Regions from separate parts of the Homo sapiens genome. Here region 1 is linked to region 2. Evidence: chromatin loops called from intact Hi-C (ENCODE). Cell type or tissue: B cell. All regions are shown on one strand. Each heading gives the region's core, and the rest is flanking DNA. Links, peaks and the distances in the headings are about the cores only.

Evidence for each region. Hi-C counts contacts between places; a loop is a spot of excess contacts. Peaks named below come from ENCODE experiments on the same cell type or tissue, not always from the same donor. Only the 100,000 strongest peaks of a DNase experiment are listed, where the experiment ranks them.
Region 1: a loop joins it to region 2, with 5 times the contacts of the local background. A loop is called at or near these places in 2 of 110 quality-filtered maps.

What each region holds. Positions count from the first base shown.
Region 1 is chr4:77,183,969-77,200,885 of GRCh38, reverse strand. It overlaps LOC107986292 (a long non-coding RNA gene), which reads right to left. Exons shown (of 4, transcript XR_001741742.1): 2 at 16,151-16,273; 3 at 15,476-15,789; 4 at 8,313-8,675. Among named protein-coding and RNA genes, the nearest start is that of CCNG2, 35 kb to the right of the region's middle. RefSeq lists an enhancer at 6,982-7,031. In B cell, for the core only: no CTCF peak of the experiment used is centred there; a DNase peak (open chromatin) is centred at 7,135; H3K4me3 peaks cover 1,438 bases; H3K27ac peaks cover 2,315 bases.
Region 2 is chr4:76,210,856-76,221,016 of GRCh38, reverse strand. SCARB2 (scavenger receptor class B member 2) reads left to right here and starts at 7,193. Exons shown (of 12, transcript NM_005506.4): 1 at 7,193-7,590. The coding sequence starts at 7,474. It also overlaps a transcript of FAM47E not described here. RefSeq lists silencers at 6,855-7,474, 7,388-7,792. In B cell, for the core only: no CTCF peak of the experiment used is centred there; DNase peaks (open chromatin) are centred at 6,846 and 7,056; H3K4me3 peaks cover 2,082 bases; H3K27ac peaks cover 4,157 bases.

The sequences.
Region 1 (16,917 bases), core at 4,539-9,538, 980 kb before region 2:
TAGCAAGCAACAGCTAGCATTTGTGAGAACTCTGATTTCTTATGAGCTAACAGATCTATTAGTTCAAATTGTACATGTCCCCATATAACTAGGGACATGCCTACTACCAGTAAAGTTGACAAAATGCAGTCAATCCACTTAGTACCTGATCATAAGCAAAAAACTTTAAAATGCAATTCCACGTGTTGAAATTTAAGACATCAAGAAAGCCCCTCTGAATCATGGTTGTGACTGAGTATCTACTGGAAGAAGCTTCTATCACCAGGGAGGGTCTTTACCTATGCACTCAAATCCTATGGAGTCTTGGACAAAGCAAAATAGTCACTGAAATATTACACGGCAGGTGACAAACTGACAGCTGGGAGTTCAGCATGTTTCTCTCAGCCTAAGTCAAATGGACACCAGCGAGTTTTCCCGTGCATTGGGTCCTTTGCTGTTGCTAGGCTTTATTTCCGTCAAGACTGATTCATTATTCAAGGGCAGTTACAGGTGTATGTGTACAATAATTATCTTCCATTAGGTCACATGTCTGGCCAGTCTCAAGCTCATCTTTGGTCAAACTGTTCATGTCGCATTAGCTCAAGACCAGGATGGACATATGCAGACTCATCCTAGACAAGTGCTTTTTATGCTGGAGTAATAGCCAAAGTTTAGCTTGGGTGAAACATTGGATGCCTTTGCTGCTGAGTCGAGGGAATCACTGGTTTTTATTCTGAGACAAACTTTCCAAATACTCCTTGGTAAGTGAAATATGGGCAAGTTCTGCCTAAGAGAACAGTAACTAAGATCAAGTTGAGAAGACAGTTGTAGGAAGGACTGCTCCAATTACCATAAAGTGTTAGTTGCCTCCCCAACAGGCTAACTTGCTGGTAGAGGCTCACACAAGGTGAGGGAAACAACTCTTCCATCACACTCAAATCCAAGTGACAAGATAGCCAAGTCTGTTATACAAGCTAATTGGTTAAAGCAGAACACTTGCCAGAGGAGCTCAAGTATTTGGCTCACTTAAATGTCATACACAACAAAGCCAGACAGTGTTTGAGATTCTTCATTACCCTCAGTATCAGTCACAAATAATCTAGCATCATACAGAGAAAGCAGTGAGGGGAAGAGCACAGGAGCTTCCAGGTAATGGCCCTAGTTAACTCCGGGCCTCAAGTGGGTTCATAAACAAGTTGGTCCATGTTCTGGTTAGTATTTTTGTCAACTGCCCCCAAATCCAAGGGAACTGCTTCAGCACAGCCAATGCTACTGATTTGACAGCTTCCTACTTTCTAGATATGCCAAGGGGTTCTATTCTGAGAGAGCCAAGTTAAAAGTTCTTAAACATGGTGGCTGCTGCCTTTCTTCCCTAATTGCAGACACTGGCCTTGCAGCAGCCCAGCCCAGCTTCAGCCTGGGGCTGTCTTTCCTGCTCTTCAGCCTCCCCACAGCTCTGACACAGGTCAGAGGAATGGACACCCATCTACCTTCCTGTGATAACTCCACAAGACCAAAAACTTCCTTCTTGGCAAAAATCACATGCCTCCCGGATAAGCCATCCCAGCTGTCCTAAACCCCAATCCAACCCAAGTCAGTTTCCGTAGAAATAAGTGTTAAGCAGTTGTGTTGAAGACAAGAAGACTGCCCCCTCCTCTCTAGATGAGGTTTGATTAGGTTCAGGTGTTTACCACTGGTCCTTATAGGTAACACATCAACATCAAGTCCAAGTAAATTGAATAAGGTATATACTCCTGTTGGCTTAGAAAGCTAATATAGCACATCACTGAAAAGCACACTCCAGCCTGATTTAGGTATAATAGGAAGGGGAGTTGTGGGCGCTTGAGCTTTTGGGATAGGAATTGGGCACTACAGCATAGATGTTAAATGCTCTCAAGTACTTGATCTCTAGACACCTGTAACCTCTCAGTGTGTTGTCCAGGATCTAAAGAATACCAGTAACCCAAACTGAAAACTGGAAGATATTGAATGAGAGCTACTTGTATTCTTCCCATTTCCCGTGCTCAGGACAAATAAGTTACTAAAATGAGCTTTGGAATGGGTGCTTTAGATATAGATGGCATAGAAGATGCCAGGACAAAGCTTACCCACAATAATCAAAGTGATTGCTAGGGGTATGGAAAATGGTCATATTGCTGACAGAATGGTGTTTTACACAAAGGCAGTCATTCTGACAAAGTCCAAGTAATACAAGTGGTTCTAGCCTACTAGTTCCTGGAAGTTTCCAAGGATTTGCACTCAGACAGCAATACAGACACTACATTCTACCGTCATTTTAGATCAGCATTTCCCTAAAGCGGTAACAAATGAATTAAACAAAAACAAAAACTTAAAGTTATGTTTTATCCAGAGCTGTGCTCTCCAATATAACCACTATTCATTGAGCACTTGATAGGACCCATCTCAATTGATACACTAAGTTTAAAATGCATACCAGGCTCAGTACCAAGAATAAGCTGGGTTACATGTCAAAATAAGCATCTCTTGGGTTAAAGATATTCGTTTTTCTTTAATGGGACTGACTATATATGGCTTATACTTTTGGCTCGTGTGTCTCAGCACTGTTCTAGAGGCTCCTATAAATTCCCTCTAAAGAGGATGCACAGAGAACTTGATCTGGAAGCGTTCCAAACACATTTGCAGATAGGAGTTGAGAGCTCTTTAAAAAGAGGTGATTTCAGAACTAGACAAAATCACAAGACTGTTCTGTTTATATCACATCCCCTTCTATCTGGGAGTTCCTAACCCCAGTCCCAAAGACACATGGCACATTAGGTCCCTTTGACTGTCCTGTTGATCATGACGAATTTTTGCATCTCTACAAGTTCTCCAGACTGTTTCAGCAGTAAAATAGACCAGAAGTCATCCTGGGCTTTCCTAGGCTTCTTCCCCATCTCAACTTAGCCATGCTTCTACCAGGCCACCACATTAAGGAAGTAAGACCACATTGTCATCTACAGGGCTTACCTACTGAAGACAAGTTCCATCCCCCTCACTTTATGCTTCCTAGAGCGCCCAAACTTCTGTCACATAGTTGGGAAAGGTTATTCCAGATTAGACACCAGAATTTAGATACACAAAGGCACTGTAATGTAGCGTTTAGGCCAGAGCTGAAGTCTACTCCATTGAGAATTACTTCACAGGAAAAAACCCAGACTTGAAAGTCAGTTCCAATTCCCAGCCAGCACTCCCTCACCCATTTTCTATTGCCATTAAGTAACAAGCTACAGCTGGGTCTTCATGTTCCTTCAAGCTACGTTGTAAGTTCCTGGAGGGCAGGGACTCCCCTCTGGAGTGTGCTCAGTGTGCAAGGGTGTTAACTAATCTCTCCAGGCCAGTCAGACCAGTCCTGCACAAATGCTTCAACAGGCTCGTTTGCTACCAGCAGTTACTTGCTCCAGTCACCTGCCTCATGACCATTGCTAGGTAAAGCATTTCAGTTTGGGTGGCAGCCGGAGAAACCATTTAGCCCGAATAACCTCCAGCCACCGCTCTGCTCTCACTCAGGGGCTTTTTTAAAGAATCTATTCCCTGAGGAAAAAGATCCCAACCATTTGAAAGTCAGATGTCAGAGGGCCCGTTTGTAGGCACACTACAATTGCTTTATGGATCAGAGGATTCAGAAACAGTGAGGGCCCAGCTCCCTAGTGAGAGCACTTTCTCCAGCACCACCCCCAACTGAAGATCAGACCTACAGTACTGAAACTGATGTCATAGGAGCCGTGAGACCCAGAGTGTGAGCAGTAAGCTGAAATCTGCCACAGAAACAGGATTAAACCAAGATATGGCATCTCCCTATGGGTAGCCTGAGAATTGAGAAGTTAATCCTGTGACCACAGCTGCAAGCTTGAGGCACCTCCCTCATCAGGGACTGATTCGGAGAACTCTAGTGGGCAAGCACCTCAATAAGCAAAAGTATGTTTAGACCCCTCAGACTGTTCCAATGCCTCGGGGATTCTCTGGGCTCCTTGCGGCAGCAGGCCAGCAAGGGGTTCTGCTTACATGCTTCCTGCCACACCTAGAGCAGTCTTACTTTGCTAGATTATGTCAAGATTCTAAAGACTTAAAAGTTACTGGCCCAAATTAAACATGTAATCTGTGTAGATTGGGAGGAAGTGGGTCTTGATAAGTTACCTTTAACAAATCCCTCAAGAAATTAGTTTCTCCTAGAGTCAAGAGTTTCAGTACACCTGGTTCCAGTTTCTATCACTTAGTTCTCACCTTCGACCACCTGTAACTTCTCTCATCTGAATGGCTGACAATTAGGAAGAAAGTCGTCTTCAGCTAGGGACTGTTTTAGACAGGTTTGATGCCAAGAAGTGACATGGCTACCATCAGTTTCCTGGTAAAGAAGCCACTAGCCTCTGGCATCAAGCAGCTCTAGGTAGACACTAGACACTAAGCAGGAACCCCAAAAATAGGTTGAATCCGAAATGGTCTTGGCACAACTGAGGATTTTCAAAGTAATGCTATCCTAAGGGATAGTAAGGATTTGAGCTACTAAAAAGCTGGGTTCTCAGGCAAGCTTTAAGAGACATCAGGAGTTCAGATTGGAGTGAGGCCAGTTGCAAGACAGACAAACACGCATCAGGCCAAAGCTCAGAAGTACATAAGCAGCCTTAGGAATGGCGGGAGTGCCATTGACAAATCCTGCACTACTCCACATCTTGTTCTAAAAGGAAGTTGATATTTGAGATGTTTCAGCCCCTTCTACCTTGCTCTCCAGCCATAACTTTAAACTTGTCTCCTAAGCCATGTGAGTTTTTCTAGAACTATGTGGCATGCCCCAGAAGCCTATGCAATAACACCTACATATAGACATCAGTTCCATAGGACTCACCTGCAGTTGAAACTATAGTTAATTGGGTCGGTAGTAGATATTTTGCTCTGCCTGAGGTGGGAAAGATGAACTTTCCAGTGTCTTTACTGTTAGCCTAGGTGAAAAGTCCTGAAGACCCAGTGATCTATCAGTATTAGTTTGGATTTTTGGTTTTTTTCTTTGAGACGGAGTTTTGCTCTTGTCACCCAGGCTGGAGTGCAATGGTGCAATCTCGGCCCATTGCAACCTCTGTCTCCCAGGTTCAAGAGATGATTCTCCTGCCTCAGCCTCCAGAGTAACTGGGATTACAGGCACCTGCCACCACGCCCAGCTAATTTTTGTATTTTTAGTAGAGATAGGGTTTTCGCCATGTTGGCCAGGCTGGTCTTGAACTCCTGACCTCAGGCAATCCACCCGCCTCAGCCTCCCAAAGTGCTGGGATTACAAGCGTGAGCCACCTCACCCAGCCCAGAGTATTAGTTTTGAAGTAAAGTTGTTTATGTAAAGTTAGTTTTTGTTTCCCTCGGCTTTTATAGTGGTTGAAGTTTACAAAAACGGGAAAAGGATTAGGGAGATAAGGCATCCGTACCATGCACTTAAATTTGACCAAATTCTTATTTGGCAGGACTAAGTCACTGCTGTATTAGCTTCTGGAGTCTATAAAAGCAGAGAAAGTTTTGCTATCAGTAAAAGGACACAAGTACAGGTGAGAATGCTACAGGATGACTAATCAGAAGACTAGTTTTTAATGTTAAGCAACTGTGGAAAAACAAGGCCACCTATTCCCATCCTTGACCATCCTGCAGGAGCCTTCCCTGCCCCAGCACCCCAGCTCTAATTACAGCACTTAACTAACAGTGTTGGAAAGCCTTGGGCTTCGAGATCCCAGACCTGTCAAGTGACTCTTTGTCAAGTGGATTGTCAGCCTGGGAGACACATCCCTTGATCAGATTATCTACATGAAGGAAAGAACTCTGCTCTTCTCCTTGAACCCTGCTTTGTAAGGACAGTGTGAAGAAAGTAACTCCATGCTGATGGGGATGAGGGGAGAGTGCTTCATGTCCCTACCCATGTATTTATTCACCCTTGTTCAGGTTAAGGCAGGTGGACCTACATGACTGGACATGGTTTTAAAAAGCACTTTTCTGTAGCTGGCACGCAAGAATTACGATATTTAAGCTATGTAACTTGCTACCATCGCACCTGTGAAATTGTCAGTCAAGATAATGAACATATCCATCATGCTGTGTACTTTTGAGTCTGTCACTAAGATGCCACTTTATCTTTTCCATGACAGATGGTTTGCCTTTCCTAGTAAGCCTAAAGGAAGTGTCCATTCTCAATGCTAACGATCTGTTCAACTAGATGAAATTTCCTGTTTCAACTACTAAGTTTCTAACTGCTATCAGAAGTGCTTTCAGGTGTGTCAGTCTGACATTACCTGAGGCTTGCCAGTCAACGAGTCTCCCACCTCCACAACCAGGTGGAAGGTCAGTTGCAGCCCACAGGTTGCGTGTCTTCGAGGCAGACAGCTGCTTTCTGCTGAATATGATTAAGATCCTAACTTCCTAGTAAGGAGTCTTAAAAGCCACATGCTTGAAGTTCATTTTAGTTTTTTTTACTAATAGGTCACAAAGGGACGTTTCCTACCCTCAAAAAAAAACTAATTCAAAGTTGATCTACATTTTCTTATGGTTTTCATCGAAGTGGATCTAATTTTTAGTCTCTGAAGAGATGAGAAGCTAGCTTTTTAGTCACTTTCCACCATTACTCCAGACAGGTGTTTAATAGAGACTTTGGGATTCCAAATAGCTAAAAGGAAGTTCTAAAGATTGCTGCGCTTGCTTTAAACGTAGAACCTCTAAACCCGTGTATTTCTCTTGGAGTTTACGTAACTTCAGTAAGTTAGCTATAAGAGTGGCTTTGCTAAAGTCTATGGTAGAGATTAAACAGAAGTCAAGAGACAGGAGCCTTCTCAGCAAGTAAGGCTTGAGCATGAGAGAAGAAACCTCAATTCAAGATTGTATCTTAAGCTTCTAAAAGAACAAACTCTAAGAAAGCACAGTAACTGGAAGAGGCAAGCCTGCTAAAAACGACTTCAGGGAGTTGCTGTGACCTCCTAGGAGGTATTTTCTGCCCACACACAACGCCTAGTTCCCCTTCTTTCGAGTTCCTTAGTCCGCTTAAGTGCCCTCGCTTTTTTCTTCGTTCATCTTTCACTTCTAAAGCAAGCTAACCAAAGTTCCCCCTTGAGAATTACCAAGAGCTTGGTCCTTTCCACCCACCCCTCCAGCCACCAGAGAACTTCTTAGTACCTCGCAGGCCTACAAAGCTTTGGAAGAAACCCCGCCCGACCAACCCCAAACCATCCACCAGCGGAACAACCCACAGCCCCGCCAGGCTTCCTCGCCTTTTACACTTGAAGCCACGCCTTCCCCCTGGGTGAGGACCAATGAGAAAGCGTAGGAGCTACTTCAACTCCGCAATTGGTCCCAGACGGCTGCCAGGTGAAACCAAGCCTCTGGACGCCCCAGGGCTTTCTCTTGGGGCTTCCTACTTTAGACAGGCATTTCTCCCCTCCACCCGCTTTTTTTTTTTAACTACATTGTAAAGGCTGTTGAGTATTTTGAGAGAATAATTTAGAGTCACCTTCAAAAAGTGGCTGAATCAATTTCCCTTCCAGCACTTAGACAACATGGAAGATGTTTAGTGTGCCCTAAAGAATTTCAGAAGAAATATGAGTAGCTATTTGGTCAGACACTGGTGTTGAACACAAATATCCTTACCGTCAGACAACGCTGGTATTTCTCATCGCTCACCTGTGCGTGTTATGCATTTATTCGTTCATTCACAAGTATTATTGAGGAGGATGACTCAATGGAAGCAAGGAAGTAACCCAGTGAGGCTTTGGGTTTTGTCTGTGCTTCGCAAACGGCGGGCTAGAAAGTATGAGTATCCTCAGGACTCACATGTTTCTGGAAAGTCATTCCACTTGTACATTTGGGGATAAAAAGATTTATTTTATATTAAGACAATAGTAATCCAAACCAATATAAATAAATGAATGGGAAAAGAGATAAATCTTTCTTGCAGAAAAAGTTCAAATAATATATGTAACTCCCCACTCCAGGAGGTGGAGTTTAATCACCACACCCGTTCCTTGAGTCTGAGCAAGTTTTAGAGAATCCCTTCCAAAGAACAGAGTAGACGAAGGGAAAAGTAATAACTGTATAGTACAGAAACCTCAGCCGGGCGCGGTGGCTCACGCCTGTAATCCCAGCACTTTAGGAGGCCTACGTGGGCGGATCACGAGGTCAGGAGATTGAGATCATCCTGGTCAACACGGTGAAACCCCGTCTCTACTAAAAATACAAAAAATTAGCCGGGCATGGTGGCGGGCCCCTGTAGTCCCAGCTACTCGGGAGGCTGAGGCAAGAGAAAGGCGTGAACCCGGGAGGCGGAGCTTGCAGTTAGCCACGATCGCGCCACTGCAGTCCAGCCTGGGCGATAGAGCAAGACTCCATCTCAAAAAAAGAAACCTCGCAGGCACTATCTTAACCAAGTGATCCAGATTAATATGATCAAAGATAAACCATGTTGCTATTATGTACCCCCTGATATGATGAGAAGAGCACTTCGCTCCCATGGTATGCTTCTTCAAACCCCATACCCCTAACATAATCATAAGAAAAACATCAAAGTCAAACTGACAGCCATTCTACAAAATGCTGACCAGTAATCTTCAAAACAGTTAATCAAGGTTATGGAAATAAAGAAAGACTGAGAAAGTATTACATACCAGAAGACACTATAGAGACGTGATGAGTAAGTTCAATGTCATACCCTGGATGGGATTCTGGAACAACAACAACAAAAAAATCTATATTAGTGAAAAAAAAAAACTGGTGAAATCCAAATAAGTTTGGAGTTCTTAGCAATATACGAATGTTAATCTTTTCGTTTTGACAAATGTACTGTGGTTACATTAGATGTTAACATTAGGGGAAACTAGGTGAAGAGAATATGTTATTCACTTTACTATCCCTCAATTTTTATGTAAATCTAAAATCATTCCTAGATAAAACATTGATTTAAAATTTAAAAAAAGGAAATACATTGTAAAATTTGCATGAAATCTTAAGAAAACATGAGCCTTCAAAGAAATCTTATGCTTATCACAGACTGCTTTAAACTCTACCTTCCCCAGAGTTTCCAGAGGCACTTATCCATTATTAGAGGTATTTAGAGCAAAAGTTTTTGAAAAGCTGCAAGTTTAGCTACATGAATCCCATTGGAGGATAGATGTGAGGATGAAAAGAAGAGAAGCTGAGAGGCCAGCTGGAATCACACTGAGATCTAACCAAGTCTAAGGCAATAGGTCAATGGACAATGAGACACAAATTGACCTAGTTTATTCCTGCGACTGTCACCAGTGCTTTCCGGGAATTTACTGATGCTAGTCCCCTTCTTTCATCTTGAGTGTTCACATACTTGTAGTCAGGAGAAAGGAGATAGATACTCTTCCTTTAGGGTAGCCAGATAGAATCAACAAAATTGCCAAACATGCTGGAGAAGAACTGTTTAAAAAAACCTTTCGGCCGGGTGCGGTGGCTCACGCCTGTAATGCCAACACCTTGGGAGGCCAAGGGGAGTGGATCACTTGAGGCCAGGAGTTGGAGACCAGCCATAGGCAACATGGTGAAACCCCGTCTCTACTAAAAATACAAAAAAAATTAGCCGGTCATGGTGGCAGGCGCCTGTAGTCCCAGCTACTTGGGAGGCTGAGGCAGGAGAATTGCTTGAACCCAGGAGGTTCAAGCAGTGAACTGAGATCATGCCATTGCACTCCAGCCTGGGCAACAGAGCGAGCGAGACTCCATTAAAATAAAAAAAAAAAAAAAGACAAAAAACTTTCTCAAAAATTTAAAACACCTACTATGGAAGACTGGGTAAATAGTGGTCAAGAACACAGACTTTACAGGTAGACAGAAAAACCTGGGTTTAATTCCCAACTCTACTACCTACTAGCTCTGTGACCTCACACTAGCTAACCTCTCTAAGCTTCTGTTTTCTCAGGCTGTGAAATAGGGATACAAATAGTGCTTCCTTATAAAACTGTTGTGAGAGTTGGTTGATATTATGTTTGTAAAGCATCTAGAACTAGTTCATGGCACAAGCACATATAGCACTATTAACCAGATCTGTTCCACGTGCAATACATATTGACTCATTTAACTCTCACAACAATTCTATTATTGGTCTTCATGTCCCACATGAGGAATCTGAACCACACAAGGATGAAAAATTGGCCTAAGGTAGCACAGCCACAGTAGTGGACGTGGATTCAAACCCAAGCAGTCTGGCTCCAGAATCCTTACCTGTAGTCAGCACACTACACAGCACTGCCTGTAAAGGAAGGAAGAAGAAAGGAGACATGGCATCCTGGAAAGCCCAAGAAAAGAGGCACCCTTATAAAAGGGAAATGGTCAGCCCCACTTTGAAGTTGCAAATGTATAAATAATGCAGAAATGAATTTGGAACAATACCATGTTCATGTCCAAGGCCTGCAATGGTAGCACCTGCTTCTGCAGGCCCAAAAGTCAGTGAGAATCTTCATCTACAAGTCATACAATAACACTAAAAATAAAGCTTAACAAATAAGAGAAACCCACTCCCCGCATGTTTATGCCAGTGTTTTCTCAGTTGACTTCCTGGATAGAAAGCTCAACTACCTGATAGTCCAGTTCAAAATTAGACACATAACAATCCTCACTGTAGAGAAGCCAGGCAACATTCCACAGTTAGTCATCACTCTTCAAGGCCAGAGGATGGGGCCCTGGACCATGCCTGAGGATGTGATCTTGAGGCTCCCACTGCCCCCTAGCCTATGTAGCTGACAAGCACAAAAGTGGAGGCCCAGCTTGGACTCCTAATTTGGCCATTCCATCTCTAATTTACAGCCCAAAAATTAAAAGTTACCACCCTTTGGCTGGGCACAGTGGCTCATGCCTGTAATCCCAGCACTTTGGGAGGCCCAGGTGGGCAGATCACTTGAGGTAAGGGGTTGGAGATCAGCCTGGCCAACGTGGTGAAACCCCATCTCTACTAAAAATACAAAAATTAGCCAGGCACGATAGCACGTGCCTGTAATCCCAGCTACTCAGGAGGCTGAGGCACGAGAATCACTTGAACCTGGGAGGCGGAGGTTACAGTGAGCTGAGACTGTGCCACTACACTCCAGCCTGGGCGATGCAGTGACACTCTGTCTCAAAAAAAAAGAAGAAAAAAAAAGCTACCACCCTCTGCTTACTCTGAGCCAGGTACTCTACATACTTTGGCTTATTTAATCCCCCATTTGCCTCTATGAGATAGCTATTAATATTCCTATGTTATGAATGAGAAAAGTCAGGTTTGAAGGGATGAAGCAACTTTCCCCAAGTTACACAGCTGCCAAGAGGAATAGTCAGAGTGAGGATTTAAACCCAGGTTGTTTGGATTCCAAGGCCCTGCTCTTGAGCACTAAGTACTACAGCTAGGATTGTCTGAAAGTGAGTTTAGAGGGATGTATTGAGATGGTAGAGCCAGTAACCACTCCCTGTGGCCCTATTATCCCTTTTTTCCCGTGAAAGACCCCTGAAACCCACAAGAGAAGAAAGATAAAATGCTCTTCCTGCCACACGAGCTATCCTTAGGGATGGCGGCACAGAGAGAAGAGGTGTGGTGAAAGCACCCCAATTTTCTTTTCAATAGCTTTATTTCAATTCTATTACTTCCAAGCCAAGACAAACTGCTTCCGAATCCTAATCCACCCATCCCTTTTCTTTTCTGTCTCTTGATTCCCCCCAACCACAACCTGAGTCTGTGGAGGAGGAAACAGGGAGGGGAAATGAGGTTTGTGTAAAGAACAATTCTACTTCCAGTTTCCTGAACTCATATTCTGAGCTGGATTAATTTCAGTAGGTTATTCGCCAAAACTATCAGCAACTCTGGCTGCATTGTGAAGCCTGCCTGGATCCTAGTTCTGCCAGCATAGAAGAACAAAAGCATCCAGGGGAACAGGTGGTGAAAGGTGGCCACTGTCCACGCCAGCACAGCAGGAAGAACCCTCTGTGTTGGTGCTCTGCCCTTTGGAATCTGAGATTTGTTACTGTCTAACTCATTATTTGGATGGAGCTGGTGCTACTGCGTAGACAGATATATAATAGTATTTATTCTATCTTTTACAACATTAATAAGATATTGAACTCCAAAATGTACAAGCCTAATTTAGAATGTATACAGAGCTAAAACTTTCCAATTCCCTGCCACGGCTATATTTATACATCCCCAGTTTAAAATGAGAGAGCAGCTGCAAGTACTGTGGTAAAAAGGCTACCCACGTAGACCTTCTCCTGAGTTCTCCCTCGTCAGCATCCACTCTGCAACAACCCTAGTTTCAGCCCTCATTTCTCGCCTACCGCCTTGCTCTGCCCTCCCAACTGTTTTCACTACCTTCAGGGCCCACTCTCTAGGTCCTTCTATACACTGCATCCAGAGAGACGTTTCTAAAACACAAAAGCCTTCCCTGGCTTCCCATCACGTTCAGGATAAAGACAAAATTCCTGCAAAAAGAGTAGAGAAAAAAAGCCGTTTACTGCCTGAGCCAGTCTTCTACCAGTCTTCAAATTCCATCTCTGCTCTGACCCCCTTAGTTGATCCTCCTCCTAGCATTTTTCCAAAACTATTCCCACTTCTAGTACACTCTCATCTCTCTTTCATCTTCCCCATCCTGGCTAATTCCCACTTATCTTATTCCACTTTGACTTCCAACAGTGAAAGCAAAAGCAAGGTTTTCTTTTTTTTTTTTTTTTTCTGACACAGGGTCTTACTCCACAGGCCAGATGGGAGTGCAGTGGCACAATCACAGCTCACTGCAGTCTTCACCTCCTGGGCTCAAGTGATCCTTCTGACTTAGCCTCTAGAGTAGCTAGGACCACAGGCATGCACCACCACACCTGGCTAATTTTAAAAAAAAAATTTTTTTTGTACAGATGGGGTCTCTCCATGTTGCCCAGGGTGGTTTGAAACTCCTGGCCACAAGCGATCTTCCCACCTCAGCCTCCCAAAATGCTGAAATTACAGGTGTGAACCACTGCACCCAGCCAATTTTTTCTTCTTCAGAAAGCATTTCTCTGCTAGATCCCTGTCTTAGTCCATTCTGGCTGGTATAACAAAATAACATAGATAGGATAGCTTATAAACAATAAATTTCTTTCTCACAGTTCTGGAAGCTGAGAAGTCCAAGATCAATGTGACAATTCAGTATCTGGTGAGGGCCCACTTCCTGGTTCATAGATGGCACCTTCCTGCTGTGTACTCACATGGTAAAAGGAGCAGGGGAGGTCTCTGGGTTCTTTTTTACAAGGCTATTAATCCCATTCATGAGGGCTTCCCCCAGTAACCTCATCACCCCCCAAAGACACACCTCCTAATAACATCATCTTGGGGGTGACGATTTCAACATGTGAATTTGGGAAGTGGGTCGGGGCACAAACATTCAGACCACAGCTAGTCCTTAAAGAGAACTAAGGACCTCCCTCATGTCCTTTCAAAGCAAAAATGCTAACACTGCTCTTATTACAGCTCCATTGTCACCATCTGTTCATTTGTCTGTGTCCTTTGCCAGCAGTGAGCTCATGGAAAACAGAATGTATTATTTGCCTTTGTATCCCCAGTCCCCACAATAGTTCCTGGCTAGAAATGGTAACTCAATCATGGTTTTTGAAGGAATGAAGAGTTAAATAAATGGGTAGGTTGCTGTAACTAGAAATAGATGGTACACTTAAATGGTGTAATTGAGAGTTTAATAAAGGGACTATTTATGAAGGTGTAGACAAGTAAGGAAAATATATAAGAAGTAATGTAGCATCCCTGGGGCCAGCTACAGCAGGAGCTGTGACCACCTCTAGGCCTGAAGGTACAAGGAGAAAGAGTAGCTCTTAGAACCAGAAAGGGTAATTTCAGGGAAGGACCCACTGACAGGCGATATGGCCTTCAGTAGAGGATGTGTCCAACCTGCAGTGACCTGGGAAGATGGGGATAAATCTGAGGGGATAAATATCCTGAACTCACTCTCCCATCCTCCAGTCTTCTGCTCCTGACACTCACTGGCCAAACCATCCAGAAGCCAAAAGGCAAGGAGCCAGTGATGCAGTCAGCGTGGGTCATCTTCCCTAGGTGCACAGCAGGGTGAGGATGAGTGTGGGGTGGGAGGAGGGGGTCATATCTGGAGGAGCAAATGGAAAATATCCAACACAGTTTCTCTCCAAGAAAAGAAGAATTGCATTCTAAAGATTAAGGAGTTTAAGAACATGATCAGAGAAAAAAATTGTCTTCTTAGCATCTGATCAGAGACAGAAGAAATACTTTGATTACCCAGTTGTGATTTTAAAAAAAAAAAAAAAAGAGGCCAGGCATGGTGGCTCACGCCTGTAATCCCAACACTTTGGGAGGCCGAGGCAGGCAGATCATGAGGTCAAGAGATGGAGACCATCCTGGCCAACATGGTGAAACCCCATCTCTACTAAAAATACGAAAATTAGCTGGGCATGGTGGCATGCGCCTGTAGTCCCAGCTACTCGGGAGGCTGAGGCAGGAAAATTGCTTGAACCTGGGAGGCAGAAGTTGCAGTGAGCCGAGATCGCTCCACTACACTCCAGCCTGGCAACAGAGCGAGACTCGGTCTCAAAAAAAAAAAAAAAAAAAAAAAAAGAGCAATAAGCTGGCATCCAGGTTTCTTATGGTAGAAGCACATTTCTCAGAATAATAAAGGAAGAATAGGGAAGGAAAATGGGATTGGATGCATTCTTGGGGTAAGTTTAAGAGTAGGAGGAAGACAGTGGCTGAGGGCCAGGAGGCAAGAGTTAGAAGAGATCAATCTAGTAGAGATTTTTCAAGTGAAAATGTGGGCACTCTGTGTGATGAGATATCTCCCTATGATCATATGAACTCACAGTAAGGATGAAAAAAAAAGTGATAATATGCTCAGTGTGAATAGATTTCTTATGGAAGTTAATGAAGGAATTGAGTTTGTATCAATATTGGAATGGTACAGGGCTGCTGAAGGCATCAAGAAGAAAGACACATTGCTTAGATAAACAGAGAAGGAACTGGGGTTTGGAGAAGTAAAGTAGCCAACCAAAGGGCACAATGCCAGGAGAGACAGCAAGATCCAAAATCAGGTCTGTCTGACTCTAACTTCTGAGCATTTTCACTGTCAACCTCCCTCCTTCAATTGTATCTCTAACACAGAAGCAGTGAGGTAGGCATGTACAAATATTTAAGCCTTTCTGAATATAGAAACTATAGCTCTATAATTCTAATAGTTTATAGATACATACTAATATAAGGGCTAGAATTTAGGGAGTACATACTGTGTGCCAAGGGCTTTACACAGGTTATCTTGCCTAATTAAAGAAACTCAAGAAAGATTCTATTACCATCCCATTTTACAGATGAGGAAACATCCGAAAAGATGAAGCAACATTCCTAAAGTTGCATAGTTAGTAAGTTTGAATTCAGAATTCAAATTTAAGCAATCTGTATTTCTAGATAATCTCAGCAGCTGTCCTGAATACATTTATTCCATTTAAGCATTTAAAAAGAGAGGGTTTATACCTTTTTGAATGAAGAGCTGCAAATCAAGCTGTTTTTTGAAGCTGGGTTTCTTCCAGCTCCAAAGTACTATGGATCTATTATCACAAGTATCCCTTGATTTTTAGTCCCAATTCCTGCTGTCTGGCATATCACAATAGCTGCTGCCATTGGATTTTCACATTTTACTCTTTGAAATGAGACTACCAGTGGCAGCATTGGAAGGTCACAGCACTTCCTCAGGAACTCATATGTTAGAAGAGGTCCCCTATGATGATCTCAGCAGCAGCTTGTCTCTGCACTTGATCCTCTCTGCAGGTCTGCTTCAGGTCCAGGAGCTTAGAAATAGAGGAAATCTTATTGTAATAAAGGAAAAGAAGAGGAAGCATTGTTGTTCTCTGTAGTTCATGTTCCTAACAGGAATTTCTCCAGGCACTTAGACTTTGGCAGTATTTAGTCTCACTGTTACATCCAACAGGAGTGGTGTTCTGCCTTTATCTGGAATGTTCTTGATGAGCACTGTGGCCCAAAATGCTGGTTTGACATCTTTGACTTTTCCTTAAAACATTTTATCCATGGATATCAAAGCATTTCTTAATATTGTTATTATATTTCACATTATCTGTGAGTTTTTAGAAGGTAATATTATTCCATTTTATAGACAGTAACAAAATGTCACAGAGAAAATAAGTGACTTACCTAAGTTATAAGTCAGTGACAAAACTGGAACCAATATCCTGTGTTCCTCACTGCAGGTGAAATAAATTCATCTCCTAGAAATATTCTGTTTTTTCTTCTCCATATGTCCAAAGCCATCCTTTCCTACAGGATAAACTACCAGTCTTTTAGTGCTACATGTTAAGGCAAGAAGCCAGCACCAGCCTTCCATTATAACTTTATAACCCAGTACACAAAAGCATTTGGAGTCCAAAGAAGCCAAGTGTGAATATTAGCTCCATCACTTACTAACTGTGAATTCTTGGATCAATTCCTTCACATATATGAGTCTTAGTTTTCTGTAAGACAGGAAGCACTGCTAATTGCCTGCCCAATATCTACGCCTGTTTCTGTCTTCTACCAGAAACCTGATTTGGTTCAGGGCATCACTGTGCCCAGGTAGAAATGTCTGCTTCTCCAGACTCGCTCTCAGCTCGGGGTGCCCAACTACCATATGACCCAGTTCTGGGTAGTGAATCATAAACTGAGGTTTCTGGAAAGCTTTGCTTCCCTTAATAAGTGCCCACTCCACCTCCTCTGCTTCTTCCTGCTTGGTCTGCTTTCCTTTTCTTTTTTTTTTTTCCTCCAACACTTAAATACTCATTTCCCTATATTTTCCATTATGCTATTTCTTGGATGAAATAACTAGTTAACTGGTTGAAATGAGAACTCTTCTTCCTTCAATACCAGCCAAAGGTACGTTTCCAAACACCCTCCTCAACACCTCCCGGGAGAGCTCGCTGTATCCA
Region 2 (10,161 bases), core at 5,117-10,116:
TGGGGCCTGTGAGTTGTACAGTTTCCCATGGGGAAATAAAGAGGACCAGGAGGAAGCTGCCATCCCCAGGGGAAGCTGAGTGTGTGTACTGACTCCGCTGAGAGAATGAAGAAACCCCTGTGGTCCCAGCTGATCCCAGGTGAGCACCTGGAAGCATTCTTGTACAATCTTGCTTCTTATGTAACAGAAAATGTACCTATGACTGGTTATCCCTTTTATTTCTCCCTGGGTAAAAAACTGCCAGAACTTTCTAGAATTCTTTTCCCATCACTGATTTTTAAAAAGATCATATTCTAAGAGGGACCATTACTCACATCAGAAATGGCAGATGAGAAAGAAAAGAAAAGAAGTCTGCACTGTAGTAGCATGTATCAGGACTTCATTCTTTCTTTAAGAGACAGGATCTAGCTCTGTCACAGGCTGGAGTACAGTGGCACAATCAGCTCACTGCAGCCTTGAACTCCTGGACTCGAGGAATCCTCCTATCTCACCTCATAAGTAAGCTGGGACTATAGGTGCATGCCACCGTGCCCATCTAATTTTTAATTTTTCTATAGAGATAGGGTCTTGCTATGATGCCCAGGCTAGTCTTGAACTCCTGGTCCCAAGCAATCCTCCTGCCTCAGTCTCCCAAAATACTGGTATTACAGGTATGAGCCACCACACCCAGCCTATTTCTTTCCTTTTTATAGCTGAATAGTATTTTCCACTGTATGTCTATAACATATTTTGTGTATCTATTATTGTCTGATGACATTTGGGTCGGTTCCACCTTTTGACTATTGTGAACAATGCTGCTATGAACACTGGTTTACAAGTATTTGTTTGAGTACCTGTCTTCAATTTTGGGGGTTATATACCTAGGAAGAGAGTTGCTAGGTCATATGATAATTCTGTTTAACTTTTTAAAGAACTGTGATTTGCATCTCTATCTCCTCTGGTTTGATTCAAAATGGAGGAAACAGTTCTGCTTAAGATAGCTTGCAGTGCAATTGAAGCAAACACTACTCATTAATATTCTGAAACGTTTTTCATTGACACTAAAAAGAAACAGTATTTATTTATGAAAGAACTGGAAATGCTTACAACTGTTGTAAAGTTAACTGAATAGCAGTCTTCTCTGAGGTTTGATGAGTATAGGAGGCTTCTAGGTAATCATTTCAGACTCTCAGGATATGTGGTGAGTGCAGTGGTTAGAAGTCATGCGGGGACCAGGTTAGTGGTGAGGGGCGGGGCTTATTTTTACCCTTTCCATAGTCTAATATCTAAGCCCCCCATTCCCCATTCCACTACTGCACCCCTATCTCTGGCCAAATATCTTCTCCCCACCACTCCAGGCTGACAAAGTCTGCCTCTACCCTCAGACAGTCCCCTCTTCACTCTCCATCCCCCCTTTCTCCCCTCAGAAAGAGATGCTGAGTAAACCTGGCTTTCTCGTTTATACAGCTTCTCCCCATGGAACACATCATTAAAGAATAACTGTGACCTCTCGTGTTGTTTATTTAGCCCTGATTTCACAACATGCAGGAAATCAGACAGCCTTGATATTTCACAATATGCTGGCTTTGCCACAGTGAGTTTAAACCCAACCCAAGCTTCATTTGCTTCTAGAAAGTACCATCAAAGTACCTCAAGTGAGAACAGACTAGAATACATTTCACGTCAGAATATACATTAGATATATTGCAAAGTATATTTTTGGCCACCGGACTGGCAACTCCTTCCTGGCTCTCCATTCTAGTTCAACATCAGGTTCAGGCAGAGGCATTGTCTCCCACACACACTAATTCCAACCTGTGCCCCTCCTGGATGCCCAGGTCACCATGAGTATTCCAGTGCCATTGCTTATTTTTATTTTTATTTTTTGCAATTTTCACTGCTTTCCTTTTACTCTTAATAAGCATGAGGCCAGAAGTCCCAAGCAGTGGCTAAGGGGTTAAGAGCCTGGCTAAAGCATCTGACTGACTTGGATTTAGTAATACCTTTGCTTCCTACTGGCCAGTAACATTGGACTACTTAGTCAATCTCTGTGTGCCTCAGTTTCCTTATCCTTAAAATAGAATGTCTACATCATAGGGCATTGTAAGGAGTAAATGAAGTAATGCAAGCCCACTGTCTAGCATAGTGCTTGTACAAGTACTATGTACAAGTAGCAGATAATATTGCTGACATATTCACCCTTTTTGCCCACTATATTTTTCTCCTCTTTGATCTCCTGACTCCTCGCCCTCCAACCACACATTCTATTAGTTAGACAACACTACGCTTGTGTTTTCAGGAAAGGGAAGAGAAAAAGGTGAATAGGATATCTCCTCCTAGTTCCGTGTTTCAATAAGTCTGCATTATTAGGGGAACAAAAAGGAAAATAAGAATTTGAAGAGGGGAATTCTCATTTTCCCATAACCCCAAACAAAATAAAAACCAAACCAAACCAAAACAAACTGGAAAAGATTCCCCTAGTTGGGGGTGCAAAGATGATAATGAGGAAGCCATGAGGTCTTCTTGATCGGAGGAGGCGGTAGACAGGGACATGGGTAACTTCACAGAGAGTCCCTGTGGCCTGGCACAGGTGCATGTGATATAATATAAATGGTATATGAGCTCTCCTCTGGGATATGTAAGCCTATCTGCATAAAGCAGTTCTGTAATGTAAGAACTTTGGAATGATGGGTAGGGGAGGAGGGAGGAGAGAGTAATTTTTTCTTATGGAGGCTGTATTGCTCAGGATTTAGGATGCCCCACAAACATTTAGGAATAACATATGTCAAATCACTAGGGTGTGATGGTACATTTTATAGATCACCTTCAATAAGAAGAAAGCCAAGACTTTTAGAAGTATCTTGGAGCCTGACCTGTCCCAAAGTAGGCAAGGCCTAGGGCCATTTCCATTCAAACTCCTGGGATCAAGTGATTCTCCTGCCTTGGCTTCCCAAAATGCTGGGATTACAGGCATGAGCCACCTGGCCCGGCCTGTGGTGTATTTTAAATGTTTATATTTAACACATTAACACTTTGAACATAAAAGTATACAATGACTACATCATTAAACTCATTTGAGTATAGTATCAACATTCTAAATTTAAGGTAGAGCCCAAAGAGCCCTCTTGCTTCCCCTCGATAGCCCTTAGAGTCTGTGAAGAAAGCTCTTTTTCTAAGTCCCGAATGATTGCATAATTTCAACAGGCACCAGCAATCATTCATTAAGTGTACTTGTTCTTCTCAGATAAAGTCTTCTGATTTTAGGTATAGAGAGATCACCGTATCTCCTTGCCACAGCATCAGTCTCCTCATTTTCCGCCCTTGTCTGTTTGTGTTGCTATAACAATACCTGAGATTGGGTAGTGAAAAGAGGTTTATTTGGCTCATGGTTCTGCAGGCTGGACAAGACGCACGGCACAGACATCTGCATTGGATGAGGGCCTCAGGCTGCTTCCACTCCTGGGAAGGCAGAAAGGGAGCACACCTGTGTGAGGCACATGGGCAGAGAGGAAGCTAGAGAGAGAAGGAGGAGGTGCCAGCTCTTTTCAACAACCCGCTCTCTGACAACTCACTCATGCCTGAGGGAGGCATTAATCTATTCATGAACAATCTCTCCTCAGGACCCAAACACCTCCCATTAGGCCCCACCTCCAACACTGGGGATCAAATTTCAACATGAGATTTGGAGGGAACACAAATCCAAACCATAGCAGAGAAGTCACCAGGAAGAGTCCTGATTGTCTCCCTGCCCTGGCATCAGCCTCCTCATCTAAACTCTGGGAGCAGTAACCCCTTCCCAAGCTGTCTGCCCCTCCAGAGTGTGTTCAGGGTTATTAGTGGCTGGCAAGCAGGGGCTACTCCCTGGATGAGAGGGCAAAGTCTCTCATAGGGTGAGATGATCCTGTGGCAATAAACTAACAATGCCAATTAGCGGTGCAGACATGTCCTATAGATCAGAAATGAGGAGGAAGTCCCAAAGGGCATTGAGAAACTTAAATCTGGATTTTGGGGCTTTGTGTCAAAAGCTTCTGAACATAGCTGTGGGTAGAGAAGATGGAACTGAACAGAAAGACAGCCAGGCCAGCTGCTAAAAAGTTATGCCAGCCTCGGTGATAAGACAGAGATTACTGTGGGATCACAGACTGCTATTTTGGGAACATACATTATTTTCTTAAAAGCTGTTTATATTTTCTGTAATTAGGTCCTTTTTGTTCTGTCTTATGTTAACACATTTAAAAATGCTAGCCTGGTCAGCTGTGTTAAGAAGAACCAAGAAAGAGATTTTCATTCGGCTTGTCCAGAGTTTTAAAGGGGAAGTGGCTTACTAACCGCCTGACATAGTGGAAACAGAGTGAGATCCTCAGAGAGCAGGTAAACTGAGGGCAACTTGAGCTGTAAACCCTTGTTTAGAAACTCTCCCACACTAAGATACATTTATCAAATTTGTCTCCATCTCTCCATCCCCACAGTCTGTTACTGTCCTGGTGGCCCAGACAAGAGAGAAGAAGGGACCTCAATGAACAATGAAAAGGAAGAGTACCCTGGGATTGGTGGTCCAGGGATGGGAGGAGTGGGTACCTATGGAGTTTGCCCTCCAGAATGGAGCCCGCAAACAGAAAATCTGATTGTAGCAGTCAGAGAGTAGGGGGTGGAAGTTCAGTGTGAGCATGAACTTCTGAGTGCCAAAGTACCTAGGCAGGCAAGTTACCAAATTTTTTTTTCTAGTTAGGGAAGGAGAGGACATATAGATGACAGGAGGACTTCAACCAATGCCTAGGTAGGGGACATGTGAGGGTTAGTGGGCTAGCATTGCTCCTTAAGCAAACTGGGGCACAGAGCAGAGTTAATGTAGCTAACTGAAACTTAACAGCAGAGAAGAGGCAGGATTAGGGGAAGAGAAAGGCTGCCGATTGTGGACACCTGAGGACTGGAGACCACCCACCCATCAGGCTGGGGACAGTTGAATCATTCAGGACCCCACCAGGTTCTATTTGAACACAGGACTGGTCCTCTGGGGCTGCTGCTTGAAGAGCTTTGGTAGCTACAAAATGTCCCAGCCTCAGTTCTGCCCTTACCATCTGCTCCAGTTATCTACTGAGTAACCTACCACACCAACACTCAGTGGCTTAAACAACAACAATCCTTTATTTTGCATTTTGAGCAGGGCTCAGCAGGGACCACTCACCTCTGCTCTGTAATGTCTAGGGCCTGTGACTCAAAAGGCTAGGGACAGCTGGGGACTGGTGGGACATTTCTCTTCCTACAGACTCAGGGCTTCTCCCCACAGTCTTTCCCATGTTCTCTGCAGCAGTCTCCGGGTAGCTGAACTTAGGGGTGACTTGAGGCTCCAAGAGCAAGAATTTGCAAAGGCCCCAGCAGAAGTTGCAAGGCATTTATGATCTAGCTTCAGAAGTTCCAGGATATGGTCATTTCCACTGTATTCTATTGGTTTAACAAATTGCTAAAACCTGCCCAAATTCAAAGCGAGAAAGTATAGACCCCACCTCTCAACGAAAGGAGTAACAAATAATTTGCCACCATTTTTAAACCATCATGCTATCTCACCAAGTCCTCAACAAAGCCTCCTAACTGATTTGCTGTCCTCAGATTCTCATTAGTGACAGATCGGGATGCAGCAATGCGCAGAGTAGAAAAAGTGAGGGTTTTGGAAGCCAACAGCCAGCCCTACATCCTGGTTCAAGCAGGATCCACCACTCAGCAACCAGTTGAGCTTGTTAGGTTACTTAACTCAGAGCCCCAGTGTTCTTGAGTGTAAAATGAGGATAATACACTATAGTTGCCAAGAAAATGTACTTCTTGGATCTTGCAGTGTAGATAGCATAACTGACCAATGGCTCCGCCTCAACTGCTGAGCTCTGCTGAAATCCATACCCTGATATTTATCCCTAGGTTGCTGCAAAGGCCAGCTTCCTAAGGCTGCTCCCAGCTCATGACTGAGCACAGCAGGGATACTAAGGCGGGCCTCTTTCTGGGAGATGCCAGACTTCTGGGACAAGCCCATTTGGCTAAAGGATTCCCCACCCCAATGGCCTTGCTGAACTTTTTATACATGGACTGTATATATATCAAATGCTTCCTTCCACCCAACCTTCCTTCCTTGCTTGCCTCTTTCCTTCACAAGGATCACACCTGCATCCCAGGTCCAGCTCCCTGTTTTCCCTCAAAACTCTCTTGCATAGTACCCCCATCTGGGACTGTTTCTGGAGGACTGGGACAAACACAACCTCCTATTCATAGGACTGCCAAGGGTATTAAATGAGTAGAACTGTGCAAAGAAACTAGTAAAGGGCTGGCGTAGAAGAAACACTCATTTAACGAACACTTCTTGAGTCCTGGCTGTGTGCAGGTCTTGGTCCTGGGTGTCTGGGACACCACAGTGAGCAAAGCAGGCAAGAACACCAGCGATGCCTGCTTTAAGCTCCTTCCCAACTTCCACATCTTTAACAGGATACCAAGAGCCCTTCAAAGTCTGACCTCTTGGGGCCTCAACACCTCCGACTCCACCCCCTGAACACCTGAGCCTACAGTCAAAAGGAACTTCCTTCTTGCTTCCTACAGGTTTTGCTCTTTCACCCCCAATGCCTTTGCTCACCGTTTCCTTCTCCGTGAAATGCCTCCTCCTCCCTTTTTTGCACATCTTCCATTCTTGCACATGCCCCTTACGTGACAAACTTATGCATCCCCCAGGCCCCAGTTCAATGTGGGGCCCTAGGTCATCCAGGCAGAACATGCTTGCTGGCATGATCTCAGCAGGCACCTGGTAGAAGCACTTGCTACATTGTGTTGTAATTGCGGTAACGGTGTCCCCGCTAACTTGCGAGCGCCTCTAGAGCAGGGGAATGTCCCAGCCACCTTGAATCCCCAGCGCGTGGCCCATGGGAGGCCCTCAGACCTATCTGCGGAATGAGTAAATGAGTGTGTGAACCAGGTTCGGCAATTTCGGTGGGGCGAGCGCTGGGCCTGCGGTGCAGGGCGCTGGGAGCGGCCAGGCCGGGCCTGGCTCAGGCGCCGCAGCCACTCAGGGCCACCGGGGACCGGCCGGGGAGGGCGCGGGCCGAATCACTGCCGCCGCCGCAGGGCACATGACTGCGGCCTCCGCCCCCGCCCGCCTCCCCGCGCAGTCGCCGGCGGTTGCCTCGCGGGGTTGCGGCGAGCCCGGCCCGCGAACGTCACGTCCCTGCGCGCTCCCTGCACTCTCCCGAGCTGCGCTAGGCGGGCGCCACGGCTGCCCGGCGAAGGAAACCGAAACCGAGTCCGGGCCCGTCCCTCCGCGGCCCCATCCGCCCGGTGCACCCGGGGCCGCGCTCGCCAGGCCGCGGAGCCCAGAGCTGCGCGCACGAACCGTGCGCCGGGAGGGCGTGGGCGTGGCGCCGAAGGGTCCCGGGTCTTCGACGCCTCTGCGGCGGCTCCTCCCTCCTTGCAGTTGGATCCCTGGCGGGTGCGGCCCGGCCCGGCCCGTGAGCGGCGCACAGAATGGGCCGATGCTGCTTCTACACGGCGGGGACGTTGTCCCTGCTCCTGCTGGTGACCAGCGTCACGCTGCTGGTGGCCCGGGTCTTCCAGAAGGCTGTAGACCAGAGTATCGAGAAGGTGAGGCGGGGCGGGCTGTGTGTGTGTTGTGGAGTCGTCCAGCTCACCCTCCCATCCCTGCTGCTACATCTTGTATGGGAAAGACCAGCACTCAGGCAGACCCTCCGCGCTAGAGCTCTTCTTGCGTCCCTGTCTTCCAGGGCTTGGTAGGCGAGGGTTAAAGAAGGATGAGGAAGGATGGAGCCGACTCTGTTCCCTTTACAGTGATAAGTAAGGCTATGGATCCTGACTTTTAAAAAGGCCTTCGGTTGTGTTCTGTCGTTTGCATCTCTCCCCACTCCTTCCGTCTACACCCCAATCTCAGGTGGGCCCAAACTTGTTTCCTTCCCACTTCATGAAGAAACAGAACTGAATGAAAGACACCGCAGAAGAGGCAGGTTATGTTGTCTGCTTGCTGTAGCCTTTGAAGTGGTGTGCGCCTGGGGATGAGACGTGGGTGTGCGGTCTATTGTGTTCTTGCCCTCTTGGGCTGGGCAGGGGCAGTTGGTAGCTGGGCCAGTCCTTTAGGCTGGGTGACAATTCATCCATCAGTCTTTGCTGAACGCTGACTTAGTGGCTTTGTATCTTGTACCAACAGTCTGTGTTGCTTTGTCTCACCATGAATTCTTGTTTTTCTCAAACGGCCATAATTTTCAGGCACAGATGCATTTAGATACCCTACAAGAATCTGAACTTGTCTCTTCCTCTAGATGATTGGGCTGGAGAGCCAGTCCTTTAAGAAGACTTCATCTTTTGATTTCACTGGTCATTTCATCTGCCCTTTCCCCCACATCCACCAAGCTGTGTCAAAAGAGGAACAAAAGAGAATTACTGGGATCATTTTTTCCTTAAAAAAGAAAAATAATCACTGGAGCAGCAGCCTTTCTTGTTAGCATCCATAACTGCACGCTTCATTTCTCCCACTGGTCTGCACTTGCTGCGGCCAGATAAAAAAGCCCAGGCCTAGTCTACTTTGAATCACTGCACTCTCCAGTCAGTAAAGCTATTTTATTCCAGGTGGCAATGGATATCTTCCTTTAACTGAGTTTCCAAAAGTAATTAAGTGAGTACCTGAAATCTGGCAGTTAAAGGCAGTTTTTCAAAAAGCACCATGGCAAAGCATAATGTAATTTTTAAAGTTCACATTGCCAAGGGAAGACAAGGCCCACTGTCTGAGCGTCTCGAGGGTCAGTTTCCTTTGAGCAATCATGTTCAAGGAAAAAAGAAACTGAATCCTTTCTCCACTCCTGTCCATGTCCAAATCCATGGTGAGCTGTGTTTGAGGATGTAAACTCTTGCTTTGGGTGACTAGAGTAAAGCAATCCAATTATAGTAAATATGTGAGTTTTCTTATATGGCCTTGAAAGGCTGTTTCAAGGAGCCCTATAGGATGAGTGATCTTCCCCGTGGTTCCCATATAGCCAGCCCTTAGATTCTCTGTGTGTCTCCATTTCTCTGGGTGAGGGGGTGGCTGTAAGGCAACTTGGCTGGGGCCTGAGTTTGTGTTGATATTTCCAAGTGTTTTTCTCCATGAGGAATGGACTCTGTTCTGATAAGTAATAGTACAGGGAAGTGGACTTTCAGAGCTGCTCAATCCCAGCTAAGGAGGACTGCACGGTGTATTGTATGAAACTAAAGGACAGGGCTAGTTTCAGTGGGCAGGTGTGGAAATACTGTTGTCATTAGAGGTAAGTCACACATCGCTATTCTGCTTTTTCCTGGATTACCTGTAGGGTGGTAGGTAGCATGGGACAGTGGGAAAGATTGAGGATGTTACACTCCTGGGCATGAAACCTAGCTTCCACTATGTCCCAGCTCGGTGACCGTGGGCTGTTTAATCTTACTTGATTCATGTTTTCCCCATCTGTAAATAGGGATAATAAGGACTAACGATCACATCTGCTTTGTCAAATAATTCTTATAACCTTAAGGTGTGATCTTTCTGGGATATAGTTAGTGCTTAATAGGTGATAGCAACTTTATTTTTATTAGAAGCCACACAAAGAAAATACGTGAGATTTGGAGTCAGATTCCATATGTTCAAATCCTATCCTTGCCAGTATAAGCTTTATGACTTACGTCAAATAACTTACTTGGTCCTCAATTTCATTGCTTGTAAAACTGGGGATATGAGCTGTTAGCTAACTTGGGCACAGTGATGCATTTACCATGAAACTCGCAAAGTTAAGCTTTGGGTCTCTCACTTGCACAGACCCTTGCGAAGCCCTGTACCTCATTCTATATCCCAAATTTTCTTTTTTCTTAAGAAGGACCCTTCAAATTGTATAAGCTTCAGGACCCACAAAACCTGGATTTGTCTCTGCATGTGTATTATTGTAGGACCAAGTATAAAGCACTTAGCATAGTATCAGGCACAGAATAGGTAATCAATATGTGGCAGTCATCTTTATTGCCACTAGTATTACTATGGGAGAATTCATTCATAACTTGATTCTAATGTAGTTATAATATAATCTACTCTGATATTTCCAGTTCTTTGTTTTTTCATTTGAAGATTGTCTATGCCCCGACTTGTCTATGTCAAAAAGGGAAGAGGGAAAAGGGATGAAATTCAAATGAGTAGGTGTGGGA